Linked DNA regions of Mus musculus: region 1 is linked to region 2. The links are chromatin loops, found by intact Hi-C in ENCODE. Cell type or tissue: heart. All regions are shown on one strand. Each heading gives the region's core, and the rest is flanking DNA. Links, peaks and the distances in the headings are about the cores only.

Region 1 (16,877 bases), core at 4,241-12,240, 91 kb before region 2:
GCAGTTTGGATGTTGAATTTCTAGATTCACTTGAGGACAGTTTACGCAAAATTTCCCCCAAACTCGAAAATGAGAAACGAGTTTAGTTCCAAGATTTTCAGATAAGCAATACTGTCTAAGCCATAACTGTGCCCTATACATATATGAAAATGACAGACACTATTGGAGGGTTTAAAGTATTCACTGACTCATAATTAATAATCAAATACATATACATATATACATATATTCATATATAGAAACATATCACACACATACAAGCATAATCAGAGGAAAGTATCAAACTCGCTCAAATCTGATTGTGGACTCAAAATTCCTCTCTTCAGATTCTTTCCCTGCTTCTGTTAGGGGACACAATCCCCTTTGTGTCAGATGTCACCAAACCAAATAATTCACTGAGTAAAATGGGGGAGCCCTGCTCTACACTGGCTCTCACATGTAGGCTCTGGATTTAGAGCACATCTCTCAGAAGGTCATGTTAGTGTATGTATTCTCTCTCTCTCTCTCTCTCTCTCTCTCTCTCTCTCTCCCTTCCCCTCTTACACACACACACACACACACACACACACACACACACTGCTCCACATCTCAACACATGCAAACAGAACAAGCCTCTCCCCCAACCCAAAGCAATCGAGAAATAACACCAAGGGATTAAACACTTAAAATAGCCCCTTCACTAACTGTCCTATCTGTACCCTGGTTAACTAATCTGCTAATCGGTTAAACGCTCCGTGGGGCACTCTGTGTTTGCATCCCTCTGCAGTCGGCTCCCTAGCAGAACAGAATTCACGTTGGGCCGGCCATGCAATCAGCTTCCTTGGAAGGCAAGAGTATGCTGAAAATACTGTGTGTCCTAAGCCACCCTAAGCGGCATCTCCCTGTGCACGACGAGCCACATCTCTAAATCCCAGGATCCTTCCTGTGAGTATGAACCCCACCCCACCCGCCGTACTGAGCCAACCTAAGGACGTCACCATGGTACCTCTGTGTGCGTGCACATGGCATCTTTGTCCCTTTAGGCTGCCCATTTCTTGTGACTGTCCCCTTCTGCCCTTAACCCAAGGCTAGCCCTTTTACCTGAAACCCACTCAAACCACAATAATGAATGGAAATTAACAGCAAATGAACCTTTCTGGGAGATAGTTCCCTCACCTGCCAGCTCCTTTTTACAGTCTCTTTTCTGCTTTCAGGAGATGGCAGGTGAGGGTTTGGTTTTCCTGCTTCAGAGCAACTCCCTCCTGTCACCCACATCCCTGACCACTCCTGGGTTTCTGCACAAGCATCCCAAGTGCCACTGCACCTCAAAGCCGGTGTCATGGATCTGGCACCGGGACTTTCGGGGTCTCTCTGAAAACTGCAGAGGGCGTACCTCCGATCTATCTTCTGCTCAGAGAGACACGGCAGAGCTGAGCTTACGATGGGTGAAGTAGTCAGGCACAGTGAGTGATGCCTTTCACTCAGGCTAGGCATGCACGCCCAGTGCAGCCTCTCACCTGGCTTCCCTCACCCTGGTGCAAGCCACTGCACATCACAACTCGTTCTCACCGTTGTCCTCCACATCTCCATCCCAACAGCAGCAGCACAAGTGGATAGGAACTGTGGTGTAGTCTATACAAACCTTGCATGTACTGACAACCACACAGCATGCCTTCCTGTGCACCCTCTGTGGTCTCCCCTTTAATGAAGGTAAGAACAGCAGCCTACACTGACCACAGATGACTCTGCTAGGTTCTCTAGTCCAAGTCCACAGTCTTTATTGTTTCTGTGCCCCCCACTCCCAAGAGAACGTCCAGTTGCTTTGGAACTGAGGGTTAGAGTCTAACCTAGCTCTCTTCATTTTAAAGTCTTCACATGGAAGGAGGCTACCTTCTACAAACTTGCAGCCAGCAGTCCCACACCATGTCCTAGTCCCGTCCCTGCGCTGTCACACTCTCACAGATGCACACTGGTAAGACCCACCCTGTCCCAACACCCCACCTGTCGTCACAGTAGGTGAACTTCATGTCCATGCTGTGGCGGCTCAGGAAAGTCTTGCTGTCCAGGGGGATGTCCATGTGGGATGGGTGCTGGATTGGCTCACACATGATGATAAGGCAGGACAGCAGGGGCTCCTTGGAGCCACAGAGGCTACTGTGAGGGGGGCAGTTGTTGTAGACTCTCACTTGCCCGGTGCAGTGCAGGACCTGGGGTCAAAGCACAGAAGTAAGACAAGGCCGAGACGGCCGAGAAGAGGGAGAGGCCTCAGGCACCTCCTGCTCCTGGCTCTTTCTTGAGACTCCACGAATCCTACCTTCCAGGTGGCCGACTTGAGGTTGACAGTCCGGCCTCTGTTGGTGACCGTGCACTTCATCCTCATGAAGAAGTCACGCTCGGTGGACACGTCTTTGCTCTTCTTCCCAAAACCAGAGCCTGAGTGGGGAAGGGCGTGGGAGCCAGTTAAATTAATCCAAATTACAATGTTTCTGGGCAACTTGTATTTGTGTCTCCTGTGGTTTGTAGTAGAGTGCGTGTAGCCTGCCATGGGCAGAGAGGCCCTCATGGCTTAAATACTAATGGTGTCCCTTTGTTGCTGTGCCTTGAGTCCTGGCTCAATTGTGGTCAGAACTAGAGGACAGAAATATGTCAAGGAAGGTTTTTTACAAAACTTCTAGTGATGGCCAGTCCCACCCAGGGACTATGAGCTAACACCAGGTTGGTGGAGACTCACAGTGGAGGGACTCCTGGGAGAAAGCTGCTCCCCTGCAGAAGTTAGATTTCTTGGAGGATGGCTGAGTAGAAGCTCCTGTGTGACTGCATTCCCAGGAGCAGGAAGGCCTGGAAGGCAGGAGCTGTGCCATGTTTGCTACACACTGTACCTGTTTGTCACCTGAGAGCTGTGAGGCTACACCACAGTTTTAGATGTCTCTCCCCAGTCAGGCCTTGGGTCTCTAGCAGGAAACCTGAGAGTGACCATGGTTGCTCCAAGGACATAAGTCTGTCTAGTTAGAATTATCCTTGGACACTCCTCTCTGCTCTCGCTAGCCTGTCTCTCAGGAATGTGAGCAACCAATATCCTACCTGAATCCTCGAATGACTATGCTTTGGATAATGTACCATTCATCAGTTTCCTCCTAAGGTGACACATGTCAAGGAGGGGAGGGGAGGGGAATGAACACACACACACACTCACACACTCACACATACACACTCACACACACACACACACACACACACACACACACACCCCTTGTTTTTAACTGGAACTGGGTAGACAAGTCTATCTTAACGATGTTCTTGATAAAGATCAATTAGATGACCTTTCATTTAGGATTAAATAAATCACCGAGACAAGGAACATACGGCTTCTTTCCTTTAGTACAAATCTCCAAAGCCTGTCCAGGTTTTCTGCTTCTTGTTATGCAGAACAGAAAACATGAGTCCAACGGTGTCTAAACTGTGGCTACACCGCCATCTTCATCCTTGGCCTCCACAGGCCCAGCATCACAGAGCAATTCAGAACTTTCCAACAAGTAGTCACACTGCTCTAAGAGAAGCTGCCAACCTCTGCACCCACACCTCTAAGGAACATTGATTTGACCGACACAGTCTAAAACAGCTGTGTATCAAAAGAACTGGCATCCTTGAACTGGATTTAAACATCTTCTGCAGAACCCATTAAGTGACAGCTTGAATGTTGTTCTTATAAACTGTCTCTCCCATAATTAGGCTTCTTATAATTTTAGTTATTAGGTGGAGTTTGTATATGATGAGTTATAACTGTACTGAGAGAGCCCCCCCCAGGATTTAGGAATGAGGGAGCTCAATATTCATTTGTGATTAATAGTCTGGGTTGTAATTGTGGGCTCCTAACTTGCTAATCACTGGAGTCTCCCCATTCTGACATCTGATAGTATCACCTCAGCTTAAACATCTTCAACAGCCTTTGACTGTTTGCAGGACCCAGTTTGAGGCTTTCCACTCACCATCAAAGCATTCCACAGCCCGTCTCCCAACCTTTTCTTCTTCCAGGAATCCACACGGACCCCTTGCTTTTAGACCATGAGTCTATGCAGCCTGAAACCTTCAGCAAGGACTTGCTGATTGGCTGAGTCTGCTTGATCTCAAATCCCCATTCATGAATCTAAAGACCTGAGTTTTCCTCAGATAAGTGGAGGACACTCAGCTATGAGTCAGAGAAACCTAAAAGCAAAAAGATCCTAGATTTGGCCTCATCTTTTGCCATCGATTTGAAAAGAAAGACTTTGAACAGCACAGGAGTGAGATTCTTAGTTCAGCTCACAGATGCTCAAACAAAGGTTTTGGTCAGCAGTTGAGTTGAGACAAAGAACCCAGGGAGCAGTGTTCTCTAGAAGAGAAGCAACGAGAGACACCGATTTAGGAAGTGCTTCTGAAAGCCAAGTATGGTGGCGCAGGTCTGTGATCAATAGCCCCTTCACCATCAAGAACCAATCATTCTATGTGTTGGGTGGCTTAGCCTAGGGTTTCTTGGCACCACAGGCAAGACAAATAAACTCATGGTGGTCCCCAGCCTATGTACTCTGGAAGCCAGTTGACCAAGGTCTTTGGATAGGAAGCAGCAATGCAGATGAGAGGCTGGGGCAGCATTGGAAAGGGAGGTGGTTATAATTTTACAAAGCTTTGTAAGTCTGAGTGTGGATTACAGTACTCTGTACCAACAGGAGAGGTGAGCCAACAAAGCCTCCCCTTTTGCAGCACACAAGGCAACGAGAACACGCCTCGCAGGCGTGGCATCACTGCCTTTGCTATTCAGGTTGGATGAGCACACACCCCATAGTAGTGACAGGTGACAGATTTACAAGATGTTGATGTGGGCAGTCTGTCCAGACTGGTGATAGATTCTCAAGTTCAAGAGGATCTCACCAGTCATTGGAAGCCACTGCTGCCTACAGCGATGGCTCCTTTCGTGTGGTTTGGAAAGATTTGCTGAAGTTTGTACCTTTGTGTTTATGGGCATATTTGTGCAGATACCTGCAGAGGTTAGGGGAGGACCCTGGATCTCCCTGAAGCTGGAGTTGTGACCTACCACCAGTCAAAGAACCTGGGAGGTCAACTTAGGTCCTCAGAAGAATAGCCAGTATTCTTAACCACAGAGCCAGCTCTCCAGCACCAAAGTTTTAGTTCTTCTGAAAATCTCCACATTCCCGTCATAGCTGCTCTTCAGTGGTAATCCTAAGGGCCATGCCTCTTGACACGGACCTGAGACACAGGGCAAGCCTGAACCTTTCCCTCGCCAGCCGAATAGGGTTAGAAGTGGTGACATGCCTATTTCAGGGCTAGGGCCTAGGATGGTCTGTAGGCTTCTGCAGCTGCACTTTACAGGGGAGAAGGAAGATGCATGGCCTGAGCTGTCATACAAGATGGTTGCTCTGGAGTCTTCATATGAAGAAGGCTACCGGGAGGCTCCATAGACTGAGAGCTGTGGTCACTGTCCCAGCAGCACACCAGGTGAGCCATCTTAATCACTTCAACCTAGTTTAGCCCCTGATGGCTGCAATCCAGCTGATGTCACATTGAGCTAGAGACCTGCCCACAGAATCCCCAGAAATGTGGGAGATTGCTTAAGCCTGTGTGTTGGGTGGCTTGATACACGACAAAAGGCACCTGTAGCTCCCATAAATAATCAGGCATAGATGAAGCTATTGGTTTGGGTGGTGTCGCTTGGCGGAGATGATTGATCTCAGGTGATGATGAAATGTCCTAGAGATGGCACCCTGACCTCGTAGTGTGACATCAGGCATCATGGATGGGCCATTAGGAGCTATTCTATGTGCTGGGCCTCATCTCAACAGCTGCATACTCACCCAGAAGCTAGTCCAACTGTATCTATGGAACATAATCCATTTGGGCTATTTGTGCAGGCTTTGGGGGTCATGAGAAGAATGCAAACAAAGAAGAACACTTTACCGTTTTTGAGAGTCAGGTTCTCACGGATCTCCTCATGGTCGCAAGGATGAGTGAAGTCAAAGATGCTGTGTCCTGTTAGTTCTACCTGTTTCAAAAGCAAGGCCAGATGCTGTTACTCCTAGTGATGAAGTCATTCGGACTCCAAGAGGAAGCTAGGATAATGTCTGCATTCAGAGACAGGCAGGGGGATGAACTGAGTGGTTATCAATAGTCTCCAGTCAATATTGGGTCTATGGACTTACAGACGTATCAGAGCAATGTTGATGGCAACAAGGGCTTGATTTATACTTTTGCCAAGTTAATCTAGCTAGAAGAGACCTGTCAGGGCAGCCACAAGGAATGTCAAGCCCCATGACATTGGGAAGTCCTAAGGACTGTCATCATCATATGGGAATGCATAAGGAAAAGTCAAGTAAGACTATGCCTAGGACCCCCCGTTAGTGTCTATCCCCAAATAAAGACATGTTTTTCCTACTGAACGAGGCAGAGGGTGTCACCTGAGTAAGTCCCATGAACTTGCTGATGTTTTCCGACAGAAAGATCATGTCACCGTCTTGGGTCACCACAGCAATGAAACCCTCCAAGGCTTTCAGGTACAAGTTATCCATTTGCTGGTCGGCCTCAGCTTCAGATTCATTTTCAGAGCAGACTGGAGAGAGAGGGGAATGAACAACAGGGGCACGAGTGTTAAAACAGACATGACCGAGGGGACAGGCATGGCTCCAGGGCACAGGGAAAGGCACACTACCAACCATCTAACATTTGCCACATGCCTGGTGGAACACCCAGGCCACATTGACAATGACTGTGGGACAGCGTGGTTTCTGTGGTAGCAGAATTTGCTGTACCAATAGGAAGGCTGGGGGTAGAGGCTACAGATAGAATGCTAGACCTCGCAGCAGCAGCAGCAGTTATTTTAGCTGCTAACGTAAGTGGAACATCAACCACAGACAGACCCAGCATTAAACACTCTACATTGGCTTTTCAATAACGCACAAGGCATGTACCATTTGCAGTCTCATTTTATAGTGCAAGACTTCTGAGTCAAGCCATTTTTCCAAAGGCTATGATGTCTAGAATGTTAGGAAGCCCCAGGAGCTAAGTGCAGGGCCACGTTCAACCACCTCACAAGCTTCGGAGTCAAATGTTGTATCTATTCCTACATCTGCTTCCCACTTGCTTATGACTTTGGGTAACGATTGAACGCTGGAGTCCTCCACCAGCAAACCAGGATAGCGATTCCCATCTTCATGAATTGTAAGGTTAAGTAAATTAACTGCTTAAAGTGATATCAACGACTACAAGCTCTACCTCATCTGCTCCCTCCTCTAAGACACCATTACTATCTCAAATCAGAGCCAAGGTGGCGAGTTCGTGGCTCACAACCTCACAAAGCTAAATAAGCCCTCACGCACATTACCATGGGGTACCAAAGAAGGGGTACAGAGAGCACAAGCTCCAGCAGTCAGAGGAGAGATGACTCTAAAAAAGAAGACATAGGATGGAGAGGAAACATGAAATATCTCCCACACTCATGGATTGGCAGGATTAAGATAGTGAGAATGGCCATCTTGCCGAAAGCATTCTACAGATTCAACACAATCCCCAGCAAAATTCCAGCTCCATTCTTCATAGAGTTAGAAAGAGCAATTTGCTAATTCACCTGGAATGTGAGTTCACATGAGTATGGAAAGAGAGGTCTGTCAGGCAACTGGACAGGATTGGGCCACCACTGCAGGACACACAGACAGCCTTCCTCCCAGGACAGACAAGAGGCCAGCTAGAGGCAGAAGATCCATGGCCCAATATCAGAGACTGGGACAATAAGGGAGCCCAGTGTCCCAAAGCTTCTCTTCCAGTCAAGGGGCAGAGAGGTGGCTTCTCAGAGCACCACTTTGGGGACATAAGTCCGGGGATAGATAGCACATAGAATAGTCGAAAGAGAATGGAACTTAGAGGCACAAAGCCGTGAGGGACAAGAGGCAGACACTAGGGGGCGTTGTGGGGGAACTCTACCCCCAACCATGCACTCTGTGTGTCCTGGACTACCAAGTCCACCTCTGCAATCTAAGCTCAGCTCTTGTTCCGGCTCCTGGCTGTTATCCTCAGACCACAGGCTATGCCCTCTTCTTGTTCATTATTTAATGTCAAATATGTGTGTGCTTTAGAAATCTGGATTTAACCAGGTGTGTTAGAGCAGGTCTTTAATCCCAGCTATCAGGAGGCAGAGGCAGGTAGATCTCTGTGAATTCCAGGCCATCTTGGTCTACATAGTGAGTTCAAGTCTAGCCAAGGCTGAGTGGGTGGGCCAGGACCTCTGGCGGGCCCAGGACTGCTATGCAACTTGCGGGATTTGTGCAAAGTAAAATAAAAACGTGGAACCCTCTGCTGAAAATTTAAGCTGAGCTCAGAGCCCAAGACCTGGCTAGTACGAGGAGGCCGCACCCCACCCAGGGTGGTGCTGGAAGGTTCTACCTCCTCCCAGGCTTCCTTCCTAATTCAGGGAAGCTGAAAAAGTGCCTTTTCTTCCTTTAACAACAACAACAACATCAACAAAAAGTGTTCAGAGGGTGTCAAAGCTGTCGCTCCAGAGACCACGTGCTGAAGACTATCCCCCACGTCAGGAAAACCAGCCAGTCTGGGCAAAGGGTGCCTGACCCCGGAAACATGCCCGGAGAAGGTTTCAGCTGCATTTGGGTTATAGGGCGAGGTGGCTACTTTCTCCAGACAGACAGAGGCTAGTGCTGAGGCCTACTGAGAATTTATTTTCACTTCAGCTTCTTTGATCTCAGTGGCAACACTGACTTCAAAATCTGGAGTAATCCCAAGACAACCTATCGGGGTTAACTAGACCCAGAGAAAATAGTTCTGCTTAAAGTTTCCTGTTTTTAACAGGCCCGGCACAGCCAAGCGGCCTTTCCGAACTGTCCAGCACGCTTACTTCCAGGAGGTGGCGAAATTGGCTACAGTGGCAGGTGGACTGCCCTTTAGAGAGGAGGGAGAAGGGTGTCTGGGGCCACAGACATGGAACATCTTGAGACTGAAGTCACAATGGCCAATAGCACCCTCCCCCACCCCTTCCCTGCGACCCTAGAGCAGCCCAGCTTGGGTGTGGCCCCTTCCTTCAGTGGAACTATTTGCTCTTTTAGCACCTGCTTGTCCTCCTGGGAGTCTCTGAAGGAACTTGGCTAGGTCACTCCCAGCCAAGAGGGAGGCAGACATCCCCCTGCTGCACCCAGAGCCCTGAGCCTCCTGTCACAATTCTGCTAAAAACTGCTATGCCTGGCGGCTGCGCACACCAGACCTCCCTCCCTCCCTGCAGTTACTAAGGCTTTTCCTCCATGGCTTCCCTGGCTCACAGCACTCATTACACACTCAGTCCTGTCTCAGGGAGAGCTGGGGATACTGCAAGGAAGGGTGCAATTCAGGAACCAACAAACTGCCAGGAAGACATCTGTCGAAGAGCCTAAGCCCCTCCTGGGGATGCTGATAACAACGGAGAGCAAACCATTGGTACAAAATAAAGTAGGTGCTTGCTAAGGAACTGGGCTGGGTGGTCTAAATAGCTCAGGTTCTACATCCTGGCCATTTGCTTCCCAGAATCTGTCAGGGTTCGAATCTCAAAGAACTGGTATAGACGAACTGTCTCCTTTGAGAAGGACCACGAAATTCTTTAATGCTAAAAATAGCCCCAGTAAACAGGCTTTGATGGCTCCCACCGCCAGGATATGTGCCGCTGAGAAGGCTGTGGAGGGCCTTTTCCGGAGCACTGCTCATTTCCTTTAGGCAGCACCGCCCATGTTGGGTGGCACACCAGTATGGTAGAGCCACTTGCCTTGTGTGAACTAGCAGGTGGCAGAGCAGGTGGCTTCTAACTGGGTCTTTGAGGCCTGGCTGTGCCAGCCGTAAGGCTGCTGCTTTCTTACTTCACCCGGATGATCCTTCTAGATGTTTCCATCTTCAAGAAACTCCTTGTTCCTAACAAGCTCCGATACAGGTTTCCTACTTCCCTGGTGCTTGCTACTTAGTTATCTCCGCAGGGTCTTTCCTTTCAAAGGCTGTGCACGCGTCTTCCGGGCATACTGACGGCAAACATAAAGAGTGTGGGCCACTTACTGTGCCTTATGCCGCACTGTGAGCAGGCTGGGGCTATCTCACACTTTCTGCAGAGTGATAGATCTCAGCTGGCCTTGCTGCTGCTCTCCTGGTGTGCCCCACAAGTCCAGCATTGGAGATTTTTATTTTGTTCTTTTCACACCTGCTCCCCCACCCTTGCTTGCTGCGCTAGCCTTCATAAAATGCTATGGGGCGCTACAGTCAGTGACTGTCGCTGACTGGCCAGACTCTTTGCTTTAAGAGAATGCTATAAGCAAGGTTAGACTTTCTTGAAGGGACCGCTGGCTGCTCTCAGCCAGTAACATCCTGGCATGAATCATCTTACTGGCCTCCTTCCAAACAGGACAGAAAAGGCCTTGATTTTGAGTATAGGTGGGGCCGGGGGAGGTGGGACAGTAAAACAATTGGGCTGAAAACCAGGGAAAACAGGTCTTACCACAAGGCATAGGAGGGCACAGAAATCACATCTGCTGCTGTAATTCTGTCCCCTTTGTCCCACTTTTCCTGAGAAGTCATGGTGAAAGCTTTAAAACCATGTCCTGGATTTTAATGTCTCAGGGATCGGAGAATCATATCCTGAGCAGACTGTGTGACTTCACTAGGCAAATGCCAGGAATAAAACATAAACAAATTCAAATCAAAATAATCAAAAATAAACTTGACATTTATGTCTAGAAACCTGGCTTTGTGCTGATCTCCAACTCTGCAGTAATGAGAATTTGATTTTTTTACATATGAGTCTGGGAAGCCTCAAATCAGAATTGGGGCGAATGCACATTCTATACATTTACTGCGGTCTAAAGCTCTTGGGACGCAGAAGCGACTCCACTTCAGCCCCAGAGCGCAGGGTTCATCTGGATTTAAGACAATCAAGTGATATTTCCACCCATGTTCCCGCCACAGTGTGTTCTGTCCTCCTGGGCCAGTGTGGAAGCAAGTATCGTAAAGCTATTGTTTCGGTTTGTTTCCTGTGATATGAATCTCAACTGTGGCCCGACTCAGCCTGGAGTTCTCAGCGCGGAGGCTTCCTCCCCAACATTCCCACACACTGCAGCCTACTGTGAAAATCAAAGGAAGTGTGCTGCTAAGTAAAGAAGAAACTGGCCCTAACGCTAAGCCTGGTATTTTTTAGGCGTTTGAACTCTGAGGTATACAAAACTCCACTTGCCTAAGTAATGAGTCTGTAGTTTGTTTTGAGTTGGGAAAGTATATGTTGTAACACTGTAACACGTAACTGCTAAAAGGTGGGTCCAAAGACATTAGAGTTCGCTCTGATTTTTCTCTTACATCGTTTCTTTTGTTAGACTTACTTCAAAGCTATAACTTGTACAACAGGCTAGACTTTCATATCATCCAACAATGTTTCATGGACTCTGCGGTCCAATGAGATAGAGCTGTGTACAATGTTTCTGAGAGAGATGGCAGCAACACCAATAAGCAAAGTGCAGGAGGATATCTGCTCAAAGATCCTCTAAACTTTTTGTCACATAAAACAAACAAACAAACAAACAAACAAAAAACCCACAGCACTTGCGAGGCAGAGACAGGCAGATTTCTGAGTTCGAGGCCAGCCTGGTCTACAGAGTGAGTTCCAGGACAGCCAGGGCTATACAGAGAAACCCTGTCTCAAAAAACAAACAACAAACAAACAAACAAACAAACACAACCCCCAAACCAACTAACCAACAAAAACAAAACATAAAGACCTATGGTTCAGGGTTGAAACGATGGCTTAGCAGGTAAAAAGGCCTTCTATTCAGACCTGACAACTTGGTTGGAACCCTATCCATGGTGGGGAGGGAGAATCAACTCCCAAAAGTTGTCCTTTCCTCCCCTCCACAAACACATGCATATAATAGGTGAAAATTTAAAACAATGAGCCACTTGGGTGGCTAAGTGCATAAGAGCACTGGCTGCCCAGGCATGAAGATGTGAGTTCGAGTCCTCGGCATTGACAGGTTGGCTGTGTGTGCCCGGAACCCCAATGTTGACCTGCACAGTCAGGATCCTGTGAGTTTGCCAGCCAGCCAACCTAGCTAAAATCGTGAGCTTCGAGTCGAGCGAGAGGTCCTGTCTAAAAGAAGGGAGGTTGAAGTCTTTAAGCAAGACTTCGACGCTCTTCCCTAACCTCTCCAGAGCACGCATGCACACACTAAAACAAAGGGTGGGTGGGGAGGAAAAGGCTCATTTTACATTCCATTTCTGGAAATAACCAGTCCCGAGAGTGCCTGGTAGGAGCCTGGAGAAATGGCAGAGAAGGAGAACTAAGCCACATCTCCTTCCGTGGCTGGACTCAGGAGCACTTCTTTAAGGTCACCAGGACCAGATGACCAAAACTTGTTTATCAATCTCTAACTTTTCTTTCTTCAGGCCTGGGAGCCCCATAGCTGACGCGCCAAGGGTTCTGGTCTGTCCGTGCTTATGCTGTCTAGAGAGTAGGCAGTCCTTGTTCTCAAGGCTCAGAGCTCCTGAGATGTCTGCTCCGTGTGGTGTCTGCTCTTGTATCTGTGGCTTTGTGTAGTACGTGGAGTGCGGGAGGGGTTGCACCAGGACACATGAGGGCAGATAAGCTCGGAAGATCCAACCCTAGCCAAGCCCTCTGCAAATCAACCTCGACCCATCGAGGAAGACACACAGGCTTCTGTGTGGGCGAGCACAGACAATGTGTCCCTGCTACGGCAGCAAGACACAGCTCTCAGAACCTCCTGGCCACCCACTGCTCCTGGCTAGTCCTGGTCAGGCTCTAGCTGCTTCACTTGGACATTGGCTCCCTGCCCCTTATCTACATTTCTTTTTTTTTTTTTTTTTTTTTTTTTTTTTTTTTGCCTGACAGGCTTTGCAAAATCCTACAAATCACCGAACTGTCGTCCTCATTTCTCCAAGAGGACAATCCTCTGTAAAATGAAGGCATGCATGGGGCATGGGTGAGACACCTCCGAGTCTGCCTTTTTATTTAGCAGTCCAGGCTTTACAAGTCCTTAGCCTGAGCTTCCCTCAACCATTTTCACCGTCTAAATCTGAGTAATTGCTGTTGCCCTGCTGTGTGTGCAGCGGCTCCGCCCTTGCTTTCTCCACTCTCTGCTCATTTCTGTAACAGCACGGTCACCTCAGCCTTGCAGCCCAGGCTTAGCCTCCAGCCTGGGGGTTAGAGGAGGACGATGGGATGAGCAGCCATTCTAACCTCCGAAGGTCTTTCCCATATATCCTTCCTGTGCACAGGGGCCCAGAATAGCACAGGCTAGTCTGGCTTCCCCGCCTCATTCTGGACCCCTCTGTGCAGGGGGCTCTTTCCCAGAATAGCCATGTAAGGAGTCATCTCCAGAGTGACACACTCACTCAGGAAAACTCAAAATGAGCCACGGGATCTCTTTCCCCCTTGCCTGCCTGCCTCCCTTGCTCATGCCTCGGACACTGCCCTGCTGTAGTGCCAGCCTGGCAGCTATATGCTGCCCAGTTTCCTTACAGAACTGATAAGTCTGACAAGACTGCACATAGGATGTGAAAGTGGAAACCCCAGGCTGCCTCTTCCTGGTGAGGCCTAACAGGAAATGATTTTTGAGGGATGTAACTCTGACAAAGGAAAGAAAGCATTCGTTATGAACTGTTTGTTGGTGAAGAGATATGCGGGAAAGAAGAACGCATCGGCTGAGCAGGGAGAGGTGCCCGAGGCTGTCCTCTATGGCGGGGGCTAGCCCAGCAAGAACGAATACAGCTGAGCCGCTGTCTCCACTCATTCCTATAGTGCCCTAATAATCCCCCCCCCCCATTTCCTACCCCTATCCTCCCAGGCAGTATGCCTGGCTAATTCCAGTTTGTAGGCAAGGAAACCAAGGTTCTGAGAGATAGATCACAAGGGACATCACCATTTCTGATGTCCTAGAGATGTAGCTGGAAGACAAGGATAAAAGGCTTCCTGCAGAGTCAACACAGTGTGGAGCGGGACTCTCGCCAGAGGTCCAGAGGTACTGGATGGGCTTCCAGGAGAAGCTGCTCTCGGCTCTCCAACCCCTTGGAGCACCTCACACTCTCTGGGAGCACCTCACACTCTCTGGGAGCACCTCACACTCTCACTTGAGTCTGTCCTTGGTCTCTTCCCTGGGTGAACTCATGAGAAGATCATTGCCAGAGGGGAGATGCTAAAATGAAGGAACAGGGCCAGCAAGAAGGTCCAGTGGCTAGAGGCATTTGCTGCTAAGCCTGAGGACCCAAGTTCAAGTCCCAGATCCCAGATGATGGAAGAAGAGAACAGAATGGACTCCCAAAGGCTGTCCTCTGACCCACATGCATACCCTCACACGCAACTAAATAAATGTAACACTAAAGGCCATGTGCCAGCTTCTGTGAGTGGATATTTGTAGATGTGTCTTGGAGCGAGGCCTAGGTAGATGCCAGCTTGGGGCAGGACCTGTCAAGCCTTACCTGAGGACAGGAGCTTATGTGTCCGAAGGAAGCTGATGGCCAGGCGCATGATGGAGGCTTTGTCCAGGTGGGAGCTCACACTGTGAGGCAGGGGCAACTCATGAGCCAACTCATAGAAGACCTCCGTCTCCTTGCTGCGCCGGCACCTCGCGGCATCACGGGATTTCTCCTTCCTCAGCTCTGAGCTGCTCCTACATGAAGAAACGAGGGGTTAGTCCTGGAATGTGGACGTCATCCATTCACACTCTCGGTAGTGACCCACTCACCCCCACAGTGAGTCAATTCTCCCACTGAACCCATCTGGCTCAGCCCAGGGGAGCTATGAGCAAGCCACCTTTTGGTATTGACTCTGCTTTTGCGCATTGGTGTCTTCTCAAATTGCTTTCTTCTGTATTCTTGCAGGAGCCAGAACTGGGCTTCACGTGGGTAGCGTTAGCAAAGATTTAATTAAACTAATGAACAAAGTTTGAGGACAGGGTCAAAGGGCACCAATGGAAAGAGAAGGGCGAAGAAGCTACGGTCAGACCAGCCCTGGCTTACCTAAGACCCTGTTTCTGATCTGAGAGACGACAGGTTAGAGTCTGGAGACATCAGTAAAGGCCAAGAGAACATGAGGCGGACAACACGCCTCCATTTGCAATCCAGAAGCAAAGACCTCCAAGGGTGGTAGCTGCAGTGGGTGCCATCCTTGCCAGCCTGAGGTGCCAGACTGACTCTTCTTTGTTGCAGAATGGGAAGGAAAGGACAAACTGACACCCAAACCTGCCTCTTTCCAGAGATCCTAAAGAAACACGGTCTTCGTACAAAGTCCATATCACGTACTAACACGGGTAAGTTTAAAAGTCAGAGTATCTGCCTGCTAACTCGTCAGATTCTACCATGAAGCTGCCTAAGTGTCGCATCAGTAACCAGTAACTGTGAGGACATACTGTGACCATTTATTTATGTGAAACTTTTAGTCCTGGGCACATTCCACTATAAAGAAACATTAGCAACAATCTGTCCATGAAAAGACAACCTATCCGCAACAGAGGGCAATCATGTCCTCAAAACACTGTGCAGGTCCCACACAGCACTTCCTGTGTGCTACACAGGGAGTGCAGTTAAGTAGCAAACATTTTTACGATGGTCACAGCGTCATGGTGACAGGTTTTTTGATACAGTTCAGCTACTCTTTCAGACAGTACAGTGTTAGCATCTTTAAATTTCACAAATTGTTGTGAGAGTAGCTGCTGTTAGCATCTCCAATATACAGATAAGAAAACAGGCCCACGGAGGCTAAGTAATTCACCCGTGACTGCCAGCTGGTAGGTGAACTCTGCCCCTGGCAGGGCAACCCCAGAGTCTAGGCACTTAGCCATTAGTAAGAGTTGCAGAGTAATGGGGTTAGTTAGGGAGCTCGCCCTCCCTGGCCTACCAAGTGGTTATCGATATTTTCCTGTGTTTTCTATAAATAACATATATTGCTTGTTTAATAAAGAAACTAACTTGGTATTTGCTTCTGTAGATGTCCAGTGTGCTTTGTGGCTTTCAAGGCCTTCTTCCAATTAGCTCCAGGCTGGCTCATGCCACCTTACCCTCTGAGGTTGCCAGTCCTAGGGGTTGCTCTCCTTTCTGCCTGTCTTTGAGCATGTCGTTATCTGGACAGAACATCACTACTTGGGGATTCCTGGAATGCTGGCATGCCTCTCATCCCCGTGCGGATTTGAGGCAGAGGCCCTGTTTCGACGTTTTCGACGTCAGAGCTCACTTCATTTGCAGGCCATCTAGGCCCCCAGATGGATTAGCCATTGGATACCAGACTGCAGGAAGAGCCACATAACATGGATGGTCAGGCAGAACCTTGTGAGAAGTTGTGAAAGAGGGAAATGGGTTTTCTTGTCCCCTCTCCCCTTGGCTTTCCTTGTCTCCCTTTCTCCCCCTTCCCTGCCTTTCAGCTCTCAGAAACCCCACACCTCTCTATTTCTATCCCACCCTTCTCACCCCTCAGAACCTGACCCCTGGGAGAATTTGCATCTTCTACCAGACTTTAAGGGCCATTATTGGTCCCTGGATTTTATATCTCAATCCTGAGCTCCTTAGGGTGGGATACCTTAAGGGCTCACAGGAGGAATGGCTGCACTGGAGTACCACAGCTCTGGCTCCTGAGGTCCAAGTAGGAGATCCTGAATTCCCCTCCTCAGCACCAGCCCTCACGCTTCCGGACAGCAGCAGGGTCAGCGCCTGATCCCGTCGTTGTTAACATCCAGAGCAGCTATGCCGTGAAGCAGTCACCACAGGCCGTGTATCAGCAACGATACCAAGAACAAGCTCTCCCGTCCGCGCCCCCTACCCCCGTGGCTGAGTTGTGGGGAACAGGCTAGCTAAAGTCTGGGTTCTCTTTGGCATAAGAGCTCTGGGTTTGGCTAAGCTCC
Region 2 (13,128 bases), core at 233-8,232:
TTCGATTCCCCATATGGAGTTTGAAGTGAGAGAGAAAAAAACAACAACAATCCTCTGGGGCAAGGCTTTCCTGGTTAGTTGGTCTCACACTCAGGGTTAGAGGACCTAGGCAGGCACCCTGGGGACAGGCACCCTGGGGACAGGCACCCTGGGGACATGCAGGGAAGTATAGGGATTCTTTAAAGTAGACAGAATTGACACAGCAGCCCCAGAGGCCACCCTGTCCAAAAGTGTGGGGTGTTGTGTGGCCTGGTCTGGTAGTTGTCTTCATAAACTTGAGAATTATGTGTCTAAGTGTAAGTTTTCCAACATTTAAATACCAAGTCAAAAAAAAAAAATAAACACTACAAAATGTAGGTGCTCTATCTCCATGGCAACGGGAAGCTTGCTTTTACTTTTCACGGTTTCACTATGCTCAAACATTTCAAACCTAGGAAAGTTGGAAAAATAGTAGAGTGACCATCCCTGCCTCCTACACTACAGCCGTCTGTAACTGGCAGTTCACACACACACACACACACACACACACACAAACACACACACACACACACACACACACATACACACACATACACACATACACACACATACACACACATACACACACACATACACACATACACATACACACACACATACACACACACCCTCCCCACATTCCCGAACACCCATACTACCTTTTTGGTTAAATGGTTTGAAACTATCAACACCGTGCTAGGTGGTGCGCATGCCTTCAATCCCAGCACTCGAGAGGCAGAAGCTGGTGGATCTTTGAGTTCAACGCCAGCCTGGTCATAAGTCACCAACCTTCTTTGCCTTTTAGAATGTTTTAGAAGATGGAGTCTGCATTCTTCTTCAGATATTTTTGGCACAAACTCTGCAGTGATGATGTGGTGTCCTTCAGATTAATACTGCAGGAGACCAGTGCGATCCATTTACTCGCTGGTGGGTGAGGCCAAGTCAAGGGGGTTCCCACTGGCAAGCTCTACAGTCAACCCAGTTCCCTTTGAAAGTAAGAAGTCAGCTATGAAGTGATGTTTGCTGCTGTCACCTCTTGTTTATTTGGCACCCTCAAAGGTGTTTTGAGAATACAAAAAGTGACAATAATGTAAGAACAAGCAGGTGCCTTGGTCCCCAAGGCCAGGTGCCTGTGCCTGCTGCTGGTCTCTGCGGGGGGAGGGGGCGCACTAGGATCTATGTCCACTGGAAGTAAAGACTGCCTTTGCCAGAGAAATAGAGAATTGTCCATCCAAAACATGCAGACACACTAATTAGGCATTAACCTGAGTGCACCGGATTGCAAGTGTACAGGCTGGACACCTTGGATTATATTAGTACACTTCCAATGGGCGTGCAAAATAATACAGGAGCTCAAATACAGCTACAGTGGGAGGACCCCACTTCTCATGCTGGACCTCAGTTTTCTCATCTGTACAGTGGACCGATCTAAAGTTGTCTCCTAATGTCCATTTTAGCTGAACCATTGTAAATAATCGAATACCTTAGATTTGCTGTACATTTTCCCATGCTGTAGAGGCAGTGTTTACATTTTGTAATTTAAATTATCAAAAGCTCAGGTTTGCACAGGAAGAATCTTATGCTGAAGAGGTTTATGAACATTCCCACAACCACATGCCTACGAGTGCAGGTGATGTGTGTCAGGATGTGAGTCTCGAGGGTGGTACACTTCAAGCCGGGGGGGGGGGGGGAAGGGAGGGGGAGAGGGAGAGAGATTGAGTTTGATATGGTTACATCTAACTTATCTGTCATATTGACATGCATTTTTCGAACACATAAATATTGAATATCACATCTAGATTTGCAAGCTTGGTTAGAGTATTACAGTCCTGGGAAGATATATAATTGTTCTGAGAAGTGAGTGGAAGATCATGGTGTCTTGATATTTTCAACCCATTTAACCAAAAAAAAGTATGAATACACAGAAGGAGAAGAGAAGATGTATATGCGAAAAATTATATAAGAGATTTGTAAGTTCCACCACTGAAGGAGGGTGAAGTAAAGAGGGTAAGGGCATTCACCTGATTCTTTTTTTTCAGCCTTCTCTTTTTAATATTATTTATTTATTTTTATTTATATGAGTACACTGTCACTGTCTTCAGACACACCAGAAGAAAGCATTGGATCCTATTACAGATGGTCGTGAGCCACCATGGGAATTGAACTCAGGACCTCTGTAAGAGCAGTCGGTGCTCTTAACTGCTGAGCCATCTCTCCAGCCCCTTTTCCAACCTTCTTAGGTTTGAAATTTCTGACCACAATAAAGTTGTGAAAAATAAAAATAAATTGTGTGTTGGCCATGGAAATGTAGCCCTCATGTATTAGAGTGGTAAATGTTTTTGAGCCAATATTTAAAGAGCTGAGAGAAGGTCTGCTTTGCTTTGGGTGTCTCCCCAAATGGTTTCCAGGAAGTAATCAGACCCTGAGGGCTGTGACCTTGTCAGTGGGTTCCTCCCTCGATGCATTCTCCGTCTGTAATCGGGTGGCATTCCTAGGATGGAATGGAAAGCCTCAGAAGTGAGCCCTGGTCGAGGGTAGCACGTCCCCTGGGCGTGTCCATCCCGTGGGCGTGTCCTTGGGAATTTGACTTTGCTGTGGACTCTCCTCTGCTTTCCTAGCACTAGGAGGTGAGTTCTGCTCTACCACACACTCTGCCTCTCTCTCCTCAGGCCCAGAGCAAGAAATCTCTGAAATGAGTCAGAGCAAGAAATCTCTGAAATGAGTTCCAGGACAACCAGGGCTACACAGAGAAACCCTGCCATCCAAATACACACACACACACACACACACACACACACACACACACACACACACACAGAGAGAGAGAGAGAGAGAGAGAGAGAGAGAGAGAGAGAGAGAGAGAGAGAGAGAAAGAGAGGGAGAGAGCTCTAAATCAAGGAGTCAAAATAAAATTTTCCGGTGTTTCTCCAAGGAATGTATTTCAGAAAGGAAAAGTATTCCCAGCTCGAGGGGAGGATGGGATGGGGCCTGCAGCTTTGTGAGTAGAGTTCCTTCGAGAATTCAATGGCTGTGATCATTGTCTTAACCCAGTGACTGCACTAAATGTCACAAAGAACACATTGTAACATGATGAGTTTTACATTGTATGAATTTTGCATTAATGCTTAAAAGCCTCAAAAGCAAGCAGACAAACAAAACCAAGACCACCTTTCTTCGCGCTATGCCAACTTTATGGATGAACTAAATTTTATTTACAAATATGAGATTTGTGGACAAATGTCAGCCTTATTATCTTTCATCTAAAACTGGAATCTTGGAAACACCCTAAATATCCAATGATAGAAAATGAATTAGCTAAATTCTGAGCTAACAGATGAGAGACTGTTGTGGAACTGGTGCAACGCATGCCTTAGAAGATCTATGATGGGTCGGGAAACATGGAGTTGTGATTCTGAGCACACATTGCTCTTGCAGAGGAGCTCAGCTCCGTTCCCAGGACCGCGGCACATGTATTACAACCACTCCAGGGAAATCTAACCCCCTCTTCTAGGTTCTGTGGGCACTCCACTCTTGTGTTCGAGAGCTTGTGAGTGTGCTCAGATATGTGCCCACACACACTTAAAAATAACAAATATAAATAATTCTAGCACCGAAGGGCCAGAAGCAGGCACATCTCTGTGAGTTCATGGCCAGCCTGGAAGATAGAGTTGCCAAGCATCCCGGGCTACAGAGAGGCTGTCTCTCAAAATAAAACCAAAACCAAACACACAAACCAACCAACTTCAAGTGCCATGGAGTGTGTTTATTGTACACTATTTGTGGAAAAGGCAGAGGATGTGTAGCATGGTGCACACTCATAGCGGGCACGTGTGTGTGCACACCGGGAGACTGACATTGGGACGTGGAGGCCCATATCAGCTAGTGAAAGCACAGTTTGTTTTCTGTTTTTTACACTTTTCTTGTATAGTTCAAGTTTTTTTTCTCTAGCAAACACTTGCTGCTTTTATCATAAAAATGAGTACAGTAAAAGTTACTCAAACAAACTTCGCCTGGATTTCCCTGTACTGCCTCTGGCTCTGGGCATCCTTCCCAGGACCTCTTCTCCTGCCTCTCCCCTCTCCTCACCCTGCCCAGATAAATAACAAGCAGATAAATGTTTCAAAGGTCCTCCTCTCATATGCTGCCCAATCCCAGCAGCAAATTAAAGGGACACTCTGCCCTGCTCGGAAGCCCAGGTCTTGTTGTGGCCCTGTATCTCTCTGTCTTTATGAGAGGACCTTGTAGGAATCTGACCAGCGTTAAAGGAAACAGCTGGCTATCATGGGATGTGGGGTGCGGGGGAGGGACACACGGATGCAGAAGGCCCCTAGGTCCCTCCTGCTCAGTACTAGGGTGTCTCATTGTAAGGGTTATCAGTAATTTATACTTCAGAGAGCTTAGTGTGTATCTTTGCAGACAATGAACTGATAAGGTGAGAGGCAGTCACACTCCCAAGAATGACAATCATTCCTTGGACTCTTGGATTCTGACTCTTGGGGGAAATGACTTTTAATAGTACCCAAAGTTAGCAAGGATCATTTTAGGGATTTTAGGGACACAGACTCTCTGAACACTACTGGAAAGAGCTGGGAAACTTTAACAAAATAGATTGATGCCCAACACCACCCTTAGAGATTTGGTTATCATTGGCCTTGGGTTGAACCAGATAAAATATTTCTGAGACCATGTTTTATGTGGCCCAGGCTGGCCCAAACTTGCTATGTAACCAAGGATGCTGAACTTCTGAGCCTCCTGTTTCTACCTCCCAAGGGCTGAGATTACAGGGGTATACCACACCCGGTTTATTCCATGCTGAAGATTAAACTCAGGACTTTCTACACACTAGGCAAGAACTCTTCCAAATTAGTTGCACGCTTAATCCTCAACCAGATACTTTCTTCACATGTTCGTATGCCACTCCCAAGATTCCAGCCAGGGCTGAGAGGAACTGGATTTATGCCTTACAACCACCTCTCTGCTGTTTTAAGACTGATTTAACTGATTATCTAAGACAGGCAGTGGTGGCACATGGCTGTAATCCCAGCATTCCAGAGGCAAGTAGATCCCTGAGTTCAAGACCAGCCTGGACTACAAAGATATAGAAGTTCTAGGACGGCCAGGGATACCCAGAGAAACCCTGTCTCTAAAACCTAAAACCAAAACAATAACAAAAACCTGATTACCTGTGTGTGTGTGTGGAGGGGGAGGTGTCTGTGCCATGTTGTGTGTGGAAATCAGAAGACAGCTAGCAGGTGTCAATTCTCTGAGTCCTGGGGATTGAATTCAAGTACTTAGGCTTGGTGGCACGTACACTTTCTCCACTGAACCATCTCATAGCCTGGGTCAAGTGTAATTTAAAGAGTTCTCCTAATAAAAATATTCAGACACAATTAACAGTAAGAATTTTTTTAATTTATTCTGAGAACTAATCTAGTATTAAAAAATTGCGCTTTACACGTGTTCGAAAGGAGAGGCCACAGCCAGGAACAGGCGTGAGGAAGTGAGCGTCGAGGTTATTTATAGCATCAAAGATTTGGAGACAACATTTTCATGTGTTGTTTTTGATTCTCTGAAACCTGGGAGAAGTTGAAATTGGTCAGGAAAGCAAGTAGGCAAAAAATTTTAGACTTGGGCCCAAGGGTGGAAGTCTCTGTGTGAGATTGGTGCCTTCTGTTTGCAAACCAAAGAGGAGTTATTTGGGTTTACTCCAGAACAAGGTTTGTTTGTTTGGTTGGTTTTTTTTTAAAGGACACAGAGACACGAAGAACAGGAAACAACCTCACAGGCACTGACGTCCACATCTGGAGAGGCTGAGCTGCCAGCAAAAACTCTTTGTCTACGAACGGTACACCTATAGAGACAAGGTATTTGCTCATCCCCTTAGCCATAGACACCTCGGTTGGTTCCTCTGTCCCTCTCAGCTATTAGGGAACCGGGTCGCCCTCCTCCTGCCGAGCTGCATCTACTGCTGTGGGCTCTGGAACCTTATGTTGTTTGTTCTAACTAACCGGATTTTGTTTAGACACCAAAGACATTGCATCAGGCCAGTGGTTCTCAACCTTTGGTTTGAGACCCCTCTGAGAATTGAACAACCATTTCACAGGGGTCACCTAAGGCCCCCAGAAAACACAGATATTCATAGTGTGACTCATAACGTTAGCAAAATTACAGATACGAAGTAGCAACAAAAATTATTTTATGGTTGAGGGTCACCACAACAGAACACCATAACAACCAAAGGGCCACAGCATTAGGACGGGTGAGAACCGCTGCATTAGGCAGTTAGGGTATTTCCACTCTAACAAAGGAAGACGTCACCAGTGACGGCAAAAGCTACCCATAGGTCAGATGGGAGGTGTGAGCACAGGAAGGCTGATGTAAGGCTCCCAGTTACTGCAGACATCTATGCTGCAAACGTCTTCAAACCCTCTAACCTGGAGTTTCCTGCAGAGAGCCAGGCAAGCAGGTGACCCAGTACAAGGAAGGCATAGATTCTGAACATATCCAGGGAAAGAGACACAGTGGCCAGCGTGGCCATGATGGGCAGACAAGTCTGGTTCTCTAGAAGATGTTCAAATCGCCAAGACTCTGTGCTGTGACGGTTGTTCGTTTGCTTTGTTTTGTTTTTGTGTCTGCCTGTTGATGTGAAAGGATATGCTACAATGAGAAGGCAGGAAAACTCTGAAATGGAAGGGGATAGAAACACAGAGGCCACTGGTCCAATTCTGAGCTTCAGCGCTTTGGGTGTGTTGTTTTTGTTTGTTTGAGGGCAAATATAGGGAAAATGACCCATAGGGAAAGAATGCAGAGTGCAGTGCCAGTCAAACTTGCTGGAGAGGGGAGCTGTATGAGTTGAGAAAGTCACTGATGGATTAATGTGGGTGGTGGTGAATTAAAGGCCTTAATGATGACTACAAGAGACAATAAGAATGGCTACAGTCTTTGCCTTAAGTTATTGGAAAGGTTGCTAAAACGTAGAACTACTAGAGAGAACAGAACAGGGAATAAGTGGACACACACACACACACACACACACACACACACACACACACACATGGTTGGAAATGCTATCCAGTAGTGGACATTCCAAGCAAGACTTGAGTTAAGAATAGCATTCAGGAGAAAGGCCTGGACTGATGCATACATTTTGGGGTCAGCAGCCTCAACATAGCTAAACCTGGGACTGGATGTGGTCAACCAGACAGAGAGTGAGCATGGACAGAGAAGCTAAAGAGCTGAAGCTTAAACCCTGCCGTCCTCCAATACTCAAAGACTGAGAAGTGAAAGCTCCAAAGGAGGCTGAGAGAGCAGCCAGTGATCCAGTACACTACCCAAGCAGCGTCCCGAGGGCAGAGATCCCACATCTGCTCTCTTGCTAGCTTGGACTTGCTTTCCTGTCTGTGGCTGGGTTAAGTATCCCAGAGCACCGATGGGAAGCCCTAAGGAACGTCCCAGGGTTTGAGCACAGTAGCCACTTGGGCTTCACACAAGCTGTATGGCTGACCTAGGACAATCTTTTCTATTGAGCAAACAGTACTTTGGTTTTCTCAAATCGGAGTCTCACTCGAAGTGTAGCTCAGCCTGATCCTAAAATCGTGAACCTCCTGCATCGTCCTCTCAAATGACAAGTAGGCTAAATCCAAGAAAGACACCTCTTCTAAAACCTGTGCGTGCCCTGGAATCTCACAGCCGTCTCTTCGCAGTCTCTGAGCAGCATCCACATAGGTCCTACTGTTTATTCCTCAGGGGCACTCCATGCCCTTCCCAGCCCAATTCCATTCAGATTTCGACTCTGCAGTGGAAAGGAGTTGGGCATGGTTTTCATGATGTTCTTTATTTTAGAGTTGAGGTCACAGATGTTGGAAACCCAGCCAAAGGTAGACAGGAAGCTGGAATTAGGATGCAGGTATCCAGACCCAAGACCTATAATCACAATTACAGCAGACTACCTGTGGCCAGAAGGCTGTGAATCCTGAGCTACTATCAGAAGATATTTTGTCTACCCTGAGTTCAGGATGAAGTCATCCACATGTGGTATCCACATGGACATAAGGCAGAGCTTCTCGGAGAATCTCTCAGGAGAGCATCATCAGGACACTTTGACCAGGCAAGAAGTCTACTCTAGGCTTCAAGGGGCTGAGAGAGTCACTGCAGTATATAAAGGACAGTCAAGATCTGGGAGCCGGGTAACACTCAGCCTAGTGTCTCGGGCCCAAGGCTTGTGATGTCTTTTTCTTTACATGTTCTTCTCAGTGGTTTACTCTGGGCTTCTCAACATCGATGGCCATGGGACCAAGGCCATGTTAGTTAGTTCTCAGCTCTGTTAGCCTTGCCACCCTCTCAGATTCCAATCCCCTTAGGAAACTTTTCTCTTTCTCAGGGGCCCAGATGCAGCCCAGCCTAGGATTGCCTGTACCTCACCCTCTTTGCTAAACCTTTTGCCTTCCCACCCAGAGCTCTGAGGATTCCATCCCAGCAAAGAACAGTCAGGGAAAGACAGGATTCTCAAAGGAGTAGCTCAGAAGGGCACACTCCTAACAAGGGCATTGTGGTGCTCCCGAGAGCTCTCTGGAGAAGAGGGTCTTCATACTCAGCTCAGAAGACGTTCTCCCTTCCAGTGACCAAGTCAGCCATCGCCGTCTTCCCTGGCTCACCACCCATCACTGATTCACTGGAAAATGTGAGAAATTACTTAATAAAGAACTGCCCTGGGGAAATGGACAGGTAATAGGCTTTAAAGAAATAATTTAATCTCATGCTTCGTTTAGTAAGAACTATGTCCACAGTCCTGCCACCAGCAAGAAAAATAAACAGCAGATAAGCAGGGATGGGGATGAACAGGCTGCCAGAGGAGCTTTCTGGTTAAGTGACGTTTTCCTCTCTGTGTATAAGTGGAGCCATGCCGAGGAAAGCCATGCCCTCTACAGTGAGGCAGGCCCTGGGACTCAGACCAGCCTGATGGCAATCATAGAACTAGTGTGAGCCATGTGACTTTGGGAAAATGATTTCATGCTTCGGTATTCCACGCAAGGAAAGGAGGTGACAATGTACATTTAACTTTTTCCATGTGTGTACGCGTATGTGTGTGCATGTGTGTACATGTGTGTACATGTATGTATGTTCCAAGGGTCAGGCATTATACTAAATGTGGTAGACAAGACTGAGCATTATTTAGGAACTCTGCAGGCTACAGGGACAGAGCAAGAAGAAGGAATGGCAGGGGAGGGGCCAGTTGAGAACAAGTCTGGAAAACATTTTTTGGTAAGGCGTGCAACTGGCAATGGATGGCGTGGCTCAGAATTCCTGGATGGGTGGATTCCTGTCCTGCTGATAACTTCTGTCTCCTTTCAGCCTCCTAGAACAAGAGCCAAACATAAATCAAAGTTGCACTAAATGGAGGCCTTAGGCAAAAGGTGGGCTGCAGTATGATACAGACTCTAAGCTTAATAAGGCTTCCTGCCTGTCCCTATGTCTACTCCAAGGTTTATGAACCCACCAGCTTCAGGCTGGAACTATGTGAAAGAAACTCAGACAGATAGAAAAGGCCACAGAAGCAAGTCTGCAGAGTAAGATGGGCAGCTAGGTGACAGGAGACACATGACAACACCCTGCCCACTTCCCTAGGAGGCCAGATCCTACATCACCATTAGCCAATATTTCAGTTGCTGCTTCTTTAGGAACTTCCCCATAGGATGGGCCAAAGATCACCCTGCACAGTCCTCTCCCCTAACGGAGCAAGGGGAAGAGTCTGGAAACTTCCTGGGGAGGTTGAAGGCTGGTGAGACAGGGGAATTACAAGGTGTGGTTTGTATCTTTCTAGCCTTTTTCTCCCAAGACTGACCAGGGTGACCATGAAGAACACAAGCCTGAACCTGCCCCAGGCCAGCTGATAGGGTGACTGACTTACCTGGGATACAATGAGTACCTGCTGCAACTAAGCCACTCCAGCTCCCAGCCCTGATCGCTTCAGCACCATTTTCTTGGATTAAATGGAGTTTGACCTCATAGTCACTGTGTATCAGAGGTGAGGTTAGACCAGTGCAGGTAAAATGGGAACCGGCCAGCTGCCTTGCGTTCCTCCATCTCCTCCCAGCTTCGAAGGCTGAGGCATTTCCTTCTCAGGTGAAAGTCCCTCTCCCTCTCCCCCTCTCCCTCCCCCTCCCACTCCCCCTCCCCTCCCCCTCCCTCTCTGGGGTATCGAGGGTAGAAAGAATATCAGACCCAAGGTGACAGCTGTGTCACAGAGGAAGCAGTGGCTGACTACATTGTATGGTTAGTGCTACAGTGTTTTACTCGTCCTGGGCACAAAATATCTTAGAGCTGTGTTGAAACAGAGATGACCATCCTCCAGATTGGATTTGGTATTATATACTTATTACTACTATGCTAATTTCTTCCTCTGATAGCAAAAATAAATTAGAAATGAAACGTTTTTTAATGAGAATTTGAATATAACATGGCAAGCTCAGCCTGGTGGGACAGTCCCTTCATCCTAGAGAAGAGTGAATTCAAAACCTTCCCATGCTGCACTGCAGGGTGAGTTCAAGACCAACCTGGGCCATTCAGTAAGATCCTGTCTCAAAATATAAAGGGAAGAAGGCTGGGGATGTGACTCAGTGTTAGAGCACCTTGTCTCCATGCTCAAGGCTCTATATAAACAAAACAAACAAACAAACGAATAAATAACAAATATTCAGGGTTCTAGGTATTCCTTATGCTGTGAATAAAGACTAAATTGTCCTTGGGTGGCAATTGGGGTTTTCAGGTGCCCAAGGCTTGCTCTGCCCACCTTAAGGTTTATTCATTCCCATAGCTTGAGTTTTTTGGAACCTGCAAGGTCTATGGTCTGGCTTCCTTACAGCACTGTTACTTCCTGACACCGCAGCCAACATCCTCCTCCATCAAAAACAAAGGAGCCCTGGCTCAGATGGGAAGCTGCTGGAGAATCTCACAGAAGGAGAACCAAGAAAAGTGTGAGTTAGATGCTTGTGCTGTTTCTGTCACACTCACAGCAGCTGGAGAGCTAGTAGGGATCATAGAAGAGGAAACTGAGAAAGACCCGGGCGGAAGAAGGAAGGAAGGATAGTAAATTAGGATTTTATGTTAGTCAGTGCTAAATATCTGGATACCTGGAGTTAGCAGAAGAGAGGTCAAACTGGAAAAAAGAAAAAAGGAAACTTGTGAAATAATAGATAAATTTTCTGAACAAATTGAAGGAGCAGCCTCAGATAGAACAGACTCGGGCAGAAAAGAAAATCAAATCCATCTAGGATATGGGGGAATTGTAAATGATCAAATACAAAATATTCTACAAGCCTGGAGAAATCACCAAGGAGCCCAGTTATAAAATTAATAAGCAAAAACCAGTGGTGTTTGTTTTATTTGTTTCTTTCTGTGTTGTTTGTCTTTTAAGACAAGGTCTTTCTATACAGCCTTGACTATACTGAAACTCACTATGTAGACCAGGCTGGCCCTGTACTCACAGAGATTTCGCTGCCTCTGCTTCCTTGGGATTAAAGGTATGCACCACCCTGCCCAGCTCAAGTGATGATTCTTATACCAAGCAAATAACTGGAAAATACAACAGAAGATATCTCATTTACATATTATTAATGAATATGCATCTCCAAGAATAAAACCAAGAAAAGACCCTAAAGAATGAGAATGCTACTGCATTTGTATTTTGATATCATAAATAGAATCAGGGACTATGACTATCATAAAGATAGCAATTCTTTCCAGTGTGACTTCTAAATTAAAGCAATATCAGGCTGGGTCAGCAGGAAACTGTGCTTGCCACCAAGCCTGTTGACCAGAATTCAATACCCAGGGCATGGAAGGAGAGAACTGATTTCTCAAAATTGTCCTCTGACTTCTATGCTCACACTTTAAATACACACACACACACACACACACACACACACACACACACACACACACACATACCCACAGAGAGAGACAGAGAGAGACAGAGAGAGAGAGAGAGAGATAGAGACTGACAGAGACAGAGACAGAGAGACAGAGAGTCAGAGAGACAGAGAGAGCCACAGAGAGAGAGAGAGCGAGACAGAGACAGAGAAAAAGAGAGAGAGAGGAGAGAGCAAATAAAATAAAAACAATAATTAAAAAAAAAACTATAATTGAAAATGGGCCAAAAAAAAAGTGTCAACAGACAACATTACCAAACATACCAAAGATAGTATGTGGCTGCCCAAAAAGCACATGAGAAGAAATTAAAGTCATTATTCATTAGTGAAAAGCAAATTAAAGTCACACTAAAAATTCATACTAAATTTAGTGTGCTAAAATTAAAAACGGATTGTGTCGAGTGTTGGTGGGGAGGTGAAACAAGTAGGTTTATAGGCTCCTGGAAGAACCACACAACAGAACAATTAATTCGAAAAACGGTTCGTCAGGGTCTCAGAAGGTTGAATCTACCTTGCTATATAACTCAGCCACTCTGCTGTTAAGTCTTCACCCAAGAGAAACGAAACCATGTGTGTCCACAAAGATGTGTCTGTGTCTGTAAGAGTCCCAGCTGCCAGCGACACAAAGTCTATCAAGAGAATAGATAATCAGTCACACACATCTCCGGGGCGCTACCAACATTCAGCCAAAAGAACAGGTAAATATAACACTGATAAAACCAAAGTAAGGAAGCAACGTGAAAGAATCCAGCAAAAAAGAAAAAGAAAAGTTCATCCAGGAGAGATGGTGGTTCATGGGTTAGGCTGAGGATTTGAGTTCAGTCCCTAGGATGTGTTGTCTGAGCACACACTCCCTGCCCTGGGACTGCACCTCACCACAGGCCCCAAGGGAGCCGAATGAGCACAGGCTGAAAACACCAACACTTGTTCCCACCTAAACTGATGTCCTCACGTATGTCTGTCAAAGCTAAGGAAGGCTGACTAAAGCCCTGTGGTAACACACAGCACTGCCCAAGACCACAGTGCATGCACTACAGTAGGAACAAAACAGAAAAGATGAACTCGGTCCCCATGCAAGGATGGCGTGTGATTGTGTGGAGCACCCCATATTTTCTTTTATTTTTCTTTGATTTAAGTTTTATTGCATTATGGTGAGAAAGGATATATAATTTCAATTTATCTG

The links. A loop is a pair of places that touch in the nucleus more often than their neighbours do. Peaks named below come from ENCODE experiments on the same cell type or tissue, not always from the same donor. Only the 100,000 strongest peaks of a DNase experiment are listed, where the experiment ranks them.
Region 1: it touches region 2 in a loop (6-fold over the local background); 4 of 42 quality-filtered maps call a loop at or near these places.

Annotation. Positions count from the first base shown.
Region 1 is chr17:86,794,893-86,811,769 of GRCm38, reverse strand. It overlaps Epas1 (endothelial PAS domain protein 1), which reads right to left. Exons shown (of 16, transcript NM_010137.3): 2 at 14,464-14,654; 3 at 6,426-6,577; 4 at 5,929-6,013; 5 at 2,294-2,412; 6 at 1,981-2,186. Among named protein-coding and RNA genes, the nearest start is that of Epas1, 49 kb to the right of the region's middle. In heart, for the core only: CTCF peaks have their summits at 7,924 (motif pointing right), 8,869 (motif pointing right) and 9,640; DNase peaks (open chromatin) are centred at 8,449, 9,019, 9,699, 11,019 and 1 weaker place; H3K27ac peaks cover 3,005 bases.
Region 2 is chr17:86,703,229-86,716,356 of GRCm38, reverse strand. No RefSeq gene overlaps it. Among named protein-coding and RNA genes, the nearest start is that of Gm52297, 40 kb to the right of the region's middle. In heart, for the core only: no CTCF peak of the experiment used is centred there; DNase peaks (open chromatin) are centred at 2,546, 4,306 and 6,336; H3K27ac peaks cover 905 bases.